2 separate regions of the Homo sapiens genome follow, and region 2 is linked to region 1. A link is an interaction called in ENCODE POLR2A ChIA-PET data of the cell type or tissue named here. Cell type or tissue: PC-9. All regions are shown on one strand. Links, peaks and the distances in the headings refer to the core of each region. The heading gives the core; the rest is flanking DNA.

Evidence for each region. ChIA-PET counts read pairs that join two places held together with the same protein. Peaks named below come from ENCODE experiments on the same cell type or tissue, not always from the same donor. Only the 100,000 strongest peaks of a DNase experiment are listed, where the experiment ranks them.
Region 2: POLR2A ChIA-PET joins it to region 1 with 8 read pairs; 7 of 35 experiments call an interaction of 5 or more read pairs at or near these places.

What each region holds. Positions count from the first base shown.
Region 1 is chr5:172,273,514-172,278,885 of GRCh38, forward strand. The region is part of intron 1 of UBTD2 (ubiquitin domain containing 2); the gene reads right to left. Among named protein-coding and RNA genes, the nearest start is that of UBTD2, 7.6 kb to the right of the region's middle. In PC-9, for the core only: no CTCF peak of the experiment used is centred there; DNase peaks (open chromatin) are centred at 2,108 and 2,898; H3K4me3 peaks cover 404 bases; H3K27ac peaks cover 3,127 bases.
Region 2 is chr5:172,044,066-172,049,437 of GRCh38, forward strand. It overlaps STK10 (serine/threonine kinase 10), which reads right to left. Exons shown (of 19, transcript NM_005990.4): 19 at 1-957. The coding sequence ends at 817. Among named protein-coding and RNA genes, the nearest start is that of FBXW11, 40 kb to the left of the region's middle. In PC-9, for the core only: no CTCF peak of the experiment used is centred there; no DNase peak of the experiment used is centred there.

The sequences.
Region 1 (5,372 bases), core at 206-5,205:
CTGGGAGGCAGAGGTTGCAGTGAGCCGAGATTGTACCACTGCGCTCCAGCCTGGGCGACAGAGTGAGACTCCGTCTCAAAAAAAAAAAAAAAAAAAAAAAAAAAAAGGCTTTCCAACATAAATTCCAATCCTTTATTGATAGAAAATTGAAAATGGAGTGGGACTAGCCCAACGGAAGGTAGATGATCAGGAAGCAGCTACAATGGCCTATGTCAATTTTTAATGTAAACTCTAGTGCTAAAACTTTTCCCAAAGAGGATTCAGCTCTCCTCATGTCTAATATTTTCCGACTGTAGCTTCCTTGACCTATATATTAGGTTCTCATACCTGCCAACCCAGAGTACCACTGTATTTTCAACCTATATCTTCTTGCTGCCCATTTTCTTTTTGGTCCCCTCCCTACAACTCCACTCCTCCTAGTAAAATTTGCTGCCTTCTGCTTTGTATCATGTAAATGTCCTAAAAGTCTCTTGCCAAAGTGGTATGAAATTTTAGGCACCTCTCTCATAAAGCCCCAGAGCTCACCGACCCAGAAAATATGAAGGATTTTCACCTCCACTGTCACACTAGGGATACAAGGAGACTAAATCTTCAGTCCTCCTCATGCTCAATTTTGCTTTACTTTTTTTTTTTTTTTTTTTTTTTGAGACGGAGCCTCGCTGTGTCGCCAGGCTTGGAGTGCAGTGGCACAATCTCGGCTCACTGCAACCTCCACCTCCCGGGTTCAAGCGATTCTCCTGCCTCAGCCTCCCAAGTAGCTAGGACTACAGGCACGTGCCACCATGCCCAGCTAATTTTTGTATTTTTAGCAGAGACAGGCTTTCACCATGTTGGCCAGGATGGTCTTGATCTCCTGACCTCATGATCCGCCCGCCTCAGCCTCCCAAAGTGCTGGGATTACAGGTGTGAGCCACTGCACCTGGCTGTTTTACTCTTTACTATTGGCACAAACCAAAGAATAGAAGCATAAGAAAATTCAATAAACCAGTTAGATGATGTGTAGAACATAATGGACACTGAAAATACATAAGAAAGAAGTACACTGGACATTCTTGGTGAAGAAAGTCTTACAGAGAATGTGTTTGTCCTGAACCACACCAACCTCAAAAGGGCTACTGGTATATTCTGGAATTGTATACCTAAGAAGTCTACCTTGTTTTAGGATATGAGTAACAAACTACAGCTAGAATTTTTGCAAACACTATGTATTAGTCCGTTCTCATGCTACTATAAAGAACTGCCTGAGGCCAGGCGCGGTGGCTCATGCCTGTAATCCCAGCACTTTGGGTGGCCGAGGTGGGCGGATCATGAGGTCAGGAGATTGAGACCATCCTAACACGGTGAAACCCCAACTCTACTAAAAATACAAAAAATTAGCCAGGCATGGTGGCGGGCGCCTGTAGTCCCAGCTACTTGGGAGGATGAGGCAGGAGAATGGCATGAACCCAGCAGGTGGAGTTTGCCGTGAGCCAAGATTGCGCCACTGCACTCCAGCCTGTGCAACAGAGCGAGACTCCGTCTCAAAAACAAAGAACTGCCTGAGACTAGGTAATTTATAAAGGAAAGAAGTCTAATTGACTCACAGTTCCGCAGGGCTGGGGAGGCCTCAGGAAACTTACAATCACGGTGGAAGGGGCAACAAACACGTCCTTGTTCACATGGCAGGAGGAAGAAGTGCCGAGCAAAAGCGGGGAAAGCCCCTGATAAAACCACAAATCTTGTGAGAACTCACTCACTATCACAAGAACAGCATGGAGGTAACCGCCCCCATGATTCAATTACCTCCCACTGGGTATCTCCCATGACACGTGGAGATTATGAAAACTACAATTCAGGATGAGATTTGGGTGGGAACACAGCCAAACGGTATCACACCACAGCTAGAACCAAGTTACTGAACCAAATTATTTTCTGAAATTACAAGAATGATCCGTTCTAAATACAACCAGATTAGTTTCACAAGCAGAGACCTGCTTCCCTCTTTCCCAATTCAACAAAATTCAGTATACTAAGTACCTACTTACTATGTGTCAGGCCTGATTAGAGGTGATTTTCTTATTGCTTCACCCTTTATGAAACTCTCATGACTCAATTCTTAGTATTTTCCTCCTCTTTCACTTACTTATTAGCAGTCACTCACTTTTACACCTTCAGTCAACTCACCCCAGCTGATCCCAAAATCCACAATCATAGCCCTAAGCATCTAGGAGTTCCCTATCTAAATTTCCGTACCACACTACATGGTGACTCCACTTAGACATTCTTCTGTCACCTACACCTTAACATATACTGAATGCTAAACCAGGGCTTTTCCCAGATATCTTTCTTATTCCACAAAACCTGCCAAGCTACCTCAATATTCCTGGTCACTCGGGTTCATAAACATGGTATTATTTTACTTCTCCTTTTCTCTTCTGTACCCCTACATCCAATAAATCACCAACTCATTCCATTTTTTTCCCTCATGGGTTCCTCATCCTAGTCTCTTCCCACTTTAGGCAATCCTATACCAATGCTTCTCAAACATTAATGTACATAGGAAATCACTTGAGAATCTTGTGAAAATGCAGATTCTGTAGGTCTAAGGCTCTGAATTTCTAACATGCTCCCAAGGTGATGCCGATATTGCTGCTCCAGAGACAAAACTTTCTGAGCAGCAAAATACTAGACTGTAAATTCCTTTGAGGGCAGAGATTTTTTTTTCCCTGTTGTAATCCCAGTAACTAGTACATAATAGTGGTTCAACTAATATTTAGTGAATGATATTTAGCAGTCAGTACATTCTTTTCATCAGATAAGCTCTTCTCTTCAAGAGTCCACACTAACATCCTACGCAATACCTGTCCAGTTTCTCCATCATTTTCTCTCACACACACTGCTCAAGCCAAAGCAGCCACTTTACCAACGATTACCCCATGCATGTATTGTTTACAACCACTTCCAAGCTTTACTTCATAACCATTCTTCTATCTGGTATGTTTTTAAAAACATCATACAGGCCAAACAAAGCATGTTTGTTGACTGGATGTGACTCATGTACTATCAGTTTACAAACTGAGCTGGAGAATCAACTGGGGTGAAGATCAGTCCCCCACGCCTTCTGACCCCGTAATGTGGGCCAGTTGCATTATGTTCCTTAGGACAGATGGTTTCATTTGTAAGGTTCATTATTGGGGTGCAGAGACAAAGAAAGGGAGGGAGGGAAAGACGGAAGAAAGGGAAAGGGGGAGAGAAGGGAGGGAGGGAAGGAAGAAGACAAAAAAAGGAAACAAAATGGCCAGGCACAGTGGCTCACAACTGTAATTCCAGCACTTTGGGAGTCTGAGGCAGGGGATCACTTGAGGTCAGGATTTCGACACCAGTCTGGCCAACACAGTGAAACCCCGTCTCTACTAAACATACAAAAATTAGCCGGTGTGGAGGTGCACACGTGTAATCCCAGCTATTCGGGAGGCTGAGGCAGGAGAATTGCTTCAACCTGGGAGGCGGAGATTGCAGTCAGCCGAGATCATGCCACTGTACTCCACCCTGGGTGACAAAGCAGACTCTGTCTCAAAAAAAAAAAAAAAAAAAAAAAAAAAAAAGAAGGGAACAAAAAGAAGACGAAGTACATTTATGAATTACTTTTGTCAACTTTTTTTCTTTTTTAGCTACCCTGTTAACTGAATTGTCAACTTCTATAAACCATTTCACTGCTAATAACCTTTCATCAGATCAGACAGAGGAAATAAAAGTTTTCCACTTCTTGTTGAGAAAGCAAATGTTAGCTGTGAGATTTGCAAATTATTGGCTATAGATCTATTCTGTATACATCAGTGAAAGGTTACTTTATATTTAAAACTGAAACTAGAAGCACAAGCAACAGAAGAAAAAAATAGATAAATCGGACATCATTAAAATTACAAACTTTAGGTGATGCACGGTGGCTCACGTCTGTAATCCCAGCATTTTGGGAGGTCAAGGAGGGAGGATCACTTAAGCCCGGGAGTTTGAGACCAGCCTCAACAACACAGAAAGACCCCGTCTCTACAAAAATTTAAAAATTAGCTGGCTGTGGTGGTGCACACCTGTGGTCCCAGTTACTCAGGAGGCTGAACCAGGAAGATTGGCTAAGCCCCGGAGGTAGAGGCTGCAGTAGGCCATGATTACGCCATTGCACTCCATCATGGGTAACAGAGCGAGACTCTATTAAAAAACAACAACAACAACAACAACTTTGTACATGAAAGGACACCATCGAGAGAATGAAAAGACAACTCACAGAATGGGGGAAAATATCTGCATATCATATATTTGATAAGGGTTCAATATCCAGAATATATAAAACTCTTACCACTCAAAAAAAAAAAAAAAGCCAAATAACTCAAAAAATGAGCAAAGGGCATAAATATTTCTCCAGGGAAGATATATAAATGGACATGAAAACAGGTGCTCAACACCACTACTCATCAGGAAAATGCAAATCAAACTAAGAGATACTACTTCAGAATTGCTGTAATTTAAAAAATGGAATATAACAAGTGATGGTGAAAAGAGAGAAACTGGAACCATCATACACTGCTGGTAAGAATAAGTGGTAGAAAATAATCTGGTAGTTTCTCAAAAAGGTAAACACAGAATTACCATATGACCCATTAATTCCACTCCTATCCAGCTGAAAGAACTGGAAACAGAGATTGAAAACAGACACTTGTACACCAAAGTTCAGAGCTGCATCATTCACACCAAAATCTGGAAGCAGCCCAAATGTCCAACAGATGAATGGATAAAAAAAAAAGTGGTATATACATGGGCAGGAGTTGGAGACCAGCCTGGCCAACATGGTGAAACCCCGTCTCTACTAAAAATACAAAAAATTAGCCAGGCGTGGTGGTGCGTACCTATAATCCCAGCTACTCGGAGGGCTGAGACAGGAGAATCGCTTGAACCTGGGAGGTAGAGGTTGCAGCGAGCTGAGATCACACCATTGCATTCCAGCCTAGGCAGAGTGAGACTCTGCCTCAGGGGAAAAAAAAAAAAAAGCGGTATATACATACAATGGAATATTATTTAGCCATAAAAAGGATAGAGTACAAATACATGCTACAACAGGATGAACACGGGAGACTTTATGGTAAGTAAATAAACCACAAACAAAAGGGCAAATATTTTATGATTCTACATATAGGACCACACAACGTTGTGAATATAATCAATGCCACTGAATTACACATTTAAAAATGGTTGAGACGGTAATTGTTATATGTTTTGCCACAATTTTATTTTTATTTATTTATTTTGAGACCGAGTCTCACTCTGTCACCCAGGCTGGAGTGCAATGGCGTGATCCTGGCTCACTGCAACCTCTGCCTCCCATGTTCAAGCGATTCTCC
Region 2 (5,372 bases), core at 247-5,246, 230 kb before region 1:
CGCACGTGCCACACCAACTGCTCCACCTAACATGCTCAGTGGCACAGGCTCAGGCAGCAAACGTGTTCCAACCCACCTGGGCAGAAGAGGCCAGGCCAGCAGACCAAGTCCTGTGTGTACGCGTATGTGTGTGCATTCACACCCATGTGCAGGAAGGGGGACGCGAGATGGCATGAAACACGGGAGAAGCAGAATAAACATTTCAGCCTCCCTCTTTCCCCGGTCCCCGCCCCCCACATAGACAAGGCTTTGTCTTAAGTGGAAAGCAAACTGGGAGAACAGGAGGAATGAGGCCATCTCCTGAGCAGCCAGCTGCAGGCCTGGCTCCTCTGGGAACAGAAATGGCTGTGAGGGACTTGATGATTGAGTGACTCTGCAGGGAATGGCTGAAAAACCAAGAATTCCAGCCCGGATGAGCCCACGGGGACTTCATCAGCAGTGCTTTGTCCCACAGAGAGCAAAACTGGTATTTTCGCAAACAGGAGAGGACTCGAGGCCACAGAACACCCATTCCTCTTGGACCCTGACCCCACCAACAGCCCCATCCCTTCCAGCTTGAAGGGATCTGGGGCTCAAGGAGAATATACATTAGGTTCAGGTGACAAATAATTACACCTCACCCTCCACAGGCCAGCAAGAAGTCAGGAACGCTGGGGCAGGTCTATCAGGCACAGTTGGGGTGGCACAGGGCGAGGGGCTGGATTTGAGCTGGCACAGACGCAAGAGGGAAAAGGGGTCCTGAGTTACATGTTCACAGAGAATGAAGGAGAAGGCCCTGGGGCCCACCAAGCTGCCAGCCACAGCCCCGGGCGGTTGTTAAGAAGCATCCGCAGAACTGTAGGGGAAGAACTTGGCGGCCTTGCTTGGGGTGGAGGGGTTTGGGCACTCCGCCTCCTCGCTCAGCTTGAAGAACATCTCCTGCTCCCGCTTCTTCTGGTTCAGATCCTCTTCCAGAGCCTAGGGAAGAGAGAGGATGGATGGCACTTGGTGAGATCTGCAGGCCACACGTGGGTCTCCCACTCACAGGACCCCCACTGACATGGCCTTCTCTGGAACATTCCCTTCCAGGCCTCAGTGCTTGAGAAACTACGGCTTCCCTATTTCCTACCCTAGAGCTCCTCCCACAGGAGGTAAGTACCACCTCCTGCCACCGCCACTCAGAAGCTCCCTGTGGACTGAAGGGTACAGTTGGGGGAAATGTCAATCTAGACGGGGCAGGGAGGAAAAAAAAGCAGATGCAAATCCCCTGGCAGGAAAACAGCCAAATGACTGGAGAAAAACCCGAGGGAGAAGATGGAGAGAGACTGAGCAGCAAAGGAAGCAGAGATGTCAGAAGTTTTTTTTTTCAAAATACACATGCCTGAGTTGAGATTGCGCCACTGCACTCCAACTTGGGCGACGGTGCGAGACTCCATCTCAAAAACAAAAACAAAAACAAAAACAAAATACACGTGCCTTTGCCTAAACCCAGAGGTTCGGATTTTGAAGATCTGTGGTGGGACCAAGGCCTTCTGTACTGTACAAACTCTTCAGGTAACTCAGAGGAGAGCTCTAGTTGAAAAGCACTGCGGGAGGTTCCCTTGGGCACAAGCAAGTTTATCTAGGTAAATTGGATCCTACCAGAAATATTTTTCTTTTTTTTGAGACAGAGTTTTGCTCTGTCGCCCAGGCTGGAGTGCAGTGGCACTATCTTGGCTCACTGCAAATTCAGCCTCACAGGTTCAAGTGATTCTCCTGACTCAGCCTCCCCAGTAGCTGGGATTACAGGCACCTGCCACCATGACTGGCTAATTTTTGTATTTTTAATAGAGAAGGGGTTTCATCGTGTTGGCCAGACTGGTCTCAAACTCCTGACTTCATGTGATCCACCCACCTTGGCCTCCCAAAGTGCTTGGATTACAGGCGTGAGCCACCGCGCCTGGCCTAGGATTTTCTAAAGAAACTGGAAATCAAGATTTTAATGTAAAATCTCCTTATATACTTAAAAGTGGACATCTTTTAAACAATTTACAGGCCAGGTGCGGTGTCTCAGCCTTGTAATCCCAGCACTTTGGGAGGCCAAGGCGGGCGGATCACCTGAGGTCAGGAGTTCAAGACCAGCCTGGCCAACAAGGCGAAACCCCATCTCTACTAAAAACACAAAAATTAGCCAGGTCTGGTAGTGTGTGCCTGTAATCCCAGCTACTTGGGAGGCTGAGGCAGGAGAATCACTTGAGGCGAGGTGGAAGTTGCAGTGAGCCGAGATCGTGCCACTGCACTCTAGCCTGGGTGACAGAGCAAGACTCTGTCTCAAAAAAAAAAAAAAAAATTTTTTTTACATCACTATGTTGGCCAAACATACCATGCCTGTAAGCCAATTCCAGCACATAGGCTATCAGTTTGGGACCTCTGCTCTAGGAATACCAACAATTTAATAATAATAGCTACTACTTTTTGAGCACAGAATGGTTTAGTAACTTGCCCAAGGTTTCACAACTAGTAATGGAGGAGTTAGGACTTCATCCCACCTGTGTGACTCCAAAGCCTGGGCTGTTTAAGCATTATTCTGTTCTACCCACCACATATATTTCTCAATACAACCTTCTTACGCCAGAGTCAGCGATCTTTTTTCTGTTATGTGACAGATAGTAAACATTTTTGGCTTTGCAGGACATATTTGGTCTCTATTGTGACTACTCAACTGCCACTGTAGTACAAAATCAGCCACAGACAATCTGTAAATGAACGAGCATGGCTGTGTTCCAATAAAACTTTATTTACAAATATAGGTGGTGGGCCAGATTAGGACATTGGCAGTGGTTTGCTAACACCTACTTTAAGGAAATAAATATTATCTACATTTTACAGCCCGAAAAGCCAGGGTTCAGGAGGGAAGATTTGACTTGTTTGAGGCCACATTCTGTGTGAACACTGACCCAAGCAACACTTCATTGACTCTACCAGATATTCCGTACTTACTCGAAATACATCTGAATTTTTCTAAAAATACTCCACAATGTACAATCATCTCCCTGCCTCCATACAAGGCAGGGGGTTCACAGGCTGCTGACCGTAATGCAAGAATGTAAAAGACCATTTATTCTCGAATGAAAATCATCACCTCCGGGTCATTGTTCCAGCAGAAACCCAAGCAGCTAATGACAGAAGAATTCTATAAAGAATTCTGCAAAGAGGCAGCCCCCACAGGCAAAGTCCAATGCTGGCTTCCCAACTGCACACTCGTGGTGCCTCCCCTGAGCCCAGGCCCCTCTTTGAAGCGATCTGAGACATAAGGCAATAGCTAGAGGAAACGCGATCATTCATTTTCAAACTCTCTCAGGATAGGCCAAGGGTATAGAACCCCCAGGTAAGAGAACCAGGTGGACGTTCATTTCCTGATTGCAGAACCAACCTATGTCAGCAGGAACATTATTGACTTGACTGTCAAGTATGGAAAGTCCCAGCAGACCATGGTTACAGAAACTGATGAGCGTGGGCCTAACAGGAAGTCTGGGATCTTGGCCAGCTTCCAGCCAGAAAGCTCCATGAGCGCAGGGAGGGAGGCCTCAATTCAAGGACTCCCAAGGCCATCACACAGCTGAGATGGGCAGTTGCCTCCTGTCCAGACCACAGTTACAGTAAGCAGAACTGATGTACGATGGCAGAACAAACCTCAGGACTTCAGGACCCGTGGGCATGAGATTAAGAGTAACTTGGGCAGTTCTCTCCTCAGAGAGTTTAGGGGAATGAGTATGTCCTTGGCCTGTACTATGTGCTGGCAACTTCTGACATAACCTTGCAGTATTGATAGCTTCACTGTACAAATAACCACACTGAGGTCCCATGTTTTTTGGGTTTTTTTTTTTTTTTTTTTTTGAGACGGAGTCTTGCTCTGTCACCCAGGCTGGGGTGCAGTGATGCGATCTTGGCTCACTGCAACCTCCGCCTCCCGGGTTCAAGCCATTCTCCTGCCTCAGCCCCCCATGTAGCTGGGATTACAGGCATGCGCCACTGTGCCCGACTGATTTCTGTGATGGTTAATTTTATGTGTCAGCTTGGCAAGGCCACGGTATCCACCTGTTTGGTCAAACACCAGCTAGATGTCACTATGAAGGTATTTTCTAGATGTGATTAGCATTTCAATCAGTAAACTCTGAGTAATGCAAATTACCCTTCATCATGTGGGTGGGCCTCAATCAGTTGAAGGCCTTCAGAGAAAACAAGAGAGAAGGAATTCTGCCTCTAGACAGCAACAACAACTGGGTCTCCAGCCTGCTGACCTGTCCTGCAGATTTCAGACTTACCAGCCCCCACAATCGTGTAAGCCAATTCCTTAAAATAACTAAATCAATTTCCCTCTCCCTCTCCCTACACACACACACACACACACACACACACACACACACACATCCTCTCTCTATCTTGGTTCTGTTTCTCTAGAGAATCCAGACTAATACGGCCCAGAGCGGGGAAGATGGCTTGCCCAAGATCCCAAAGCTGGTGACCAGCAAGAACGTCTAGAGTGCCAGCTAGAGAGGAAATGGACAAATTCCCCCAACCTCTGATACCATCCTAGTTCAAGATACCACCCTAGTCCAAGCTGCCATCATTAGTCACCAAGGCTATCACAATGGTTTCCTGACTGGTCTCTCTGCCTCCACTCTTGACCCCTGAGGGCAGCCAGCGGGATCCTTTTCAAAACATGAGTCAGACCACCTTGTCCTCTGCTCAGAACCCTCCAGTGGCTTCCATCTCACACAGAGTAAAAGCCAGACTTTACGCAGGCCCCCCACCCCTCTGACTTTACCTCCTATCACCTCCCACCGTCACCACCACTCTCTCCGGCCGCAGGGGTCTCCTTGTTTCACGAGCAAGGTGTCCGGGCCTTTGCAGTTGCTCTTCCCTGTGCTGGGAATGTCCCCCTGAAAACCCCCACGGCTGCACGCCTCCCTCCCTCAGGTCCTTCAGATCTTGGCTCAGATGTCATCTTCTTAGACGACATCTTCCTGCCACACCGTCTGAAGCAGCCTCACTTTGTGACCCCCCCATGCTGTTTCCCTCCCTGCTTCTTGGCCCCTTACTAGAAGGTCGGTTCTTCCGGAGGGCATGGACTTGTCCCTTTTGTTCAATGCAGTGTCTCTAGAGTCTGAAACAGCGTGGGGCACTTAGCAGGTGTTCAAGAAATATGTGTTGCATTAATACACAAACGAATGAACCATCAAGCTAACGATGACACACAAATGCAATCCCATGTGATAAACACCATGACAGGGGCAAGGACGGGGAGCCCAGAAGACACCATACAGCCTCCGTGGGGGAGGCCTGAATAATGCAGACAAACAGAAGTTGGCCAAGCAAAGGCTGGTGGGTAGAGAATTCCTGGCAAGGGGAAC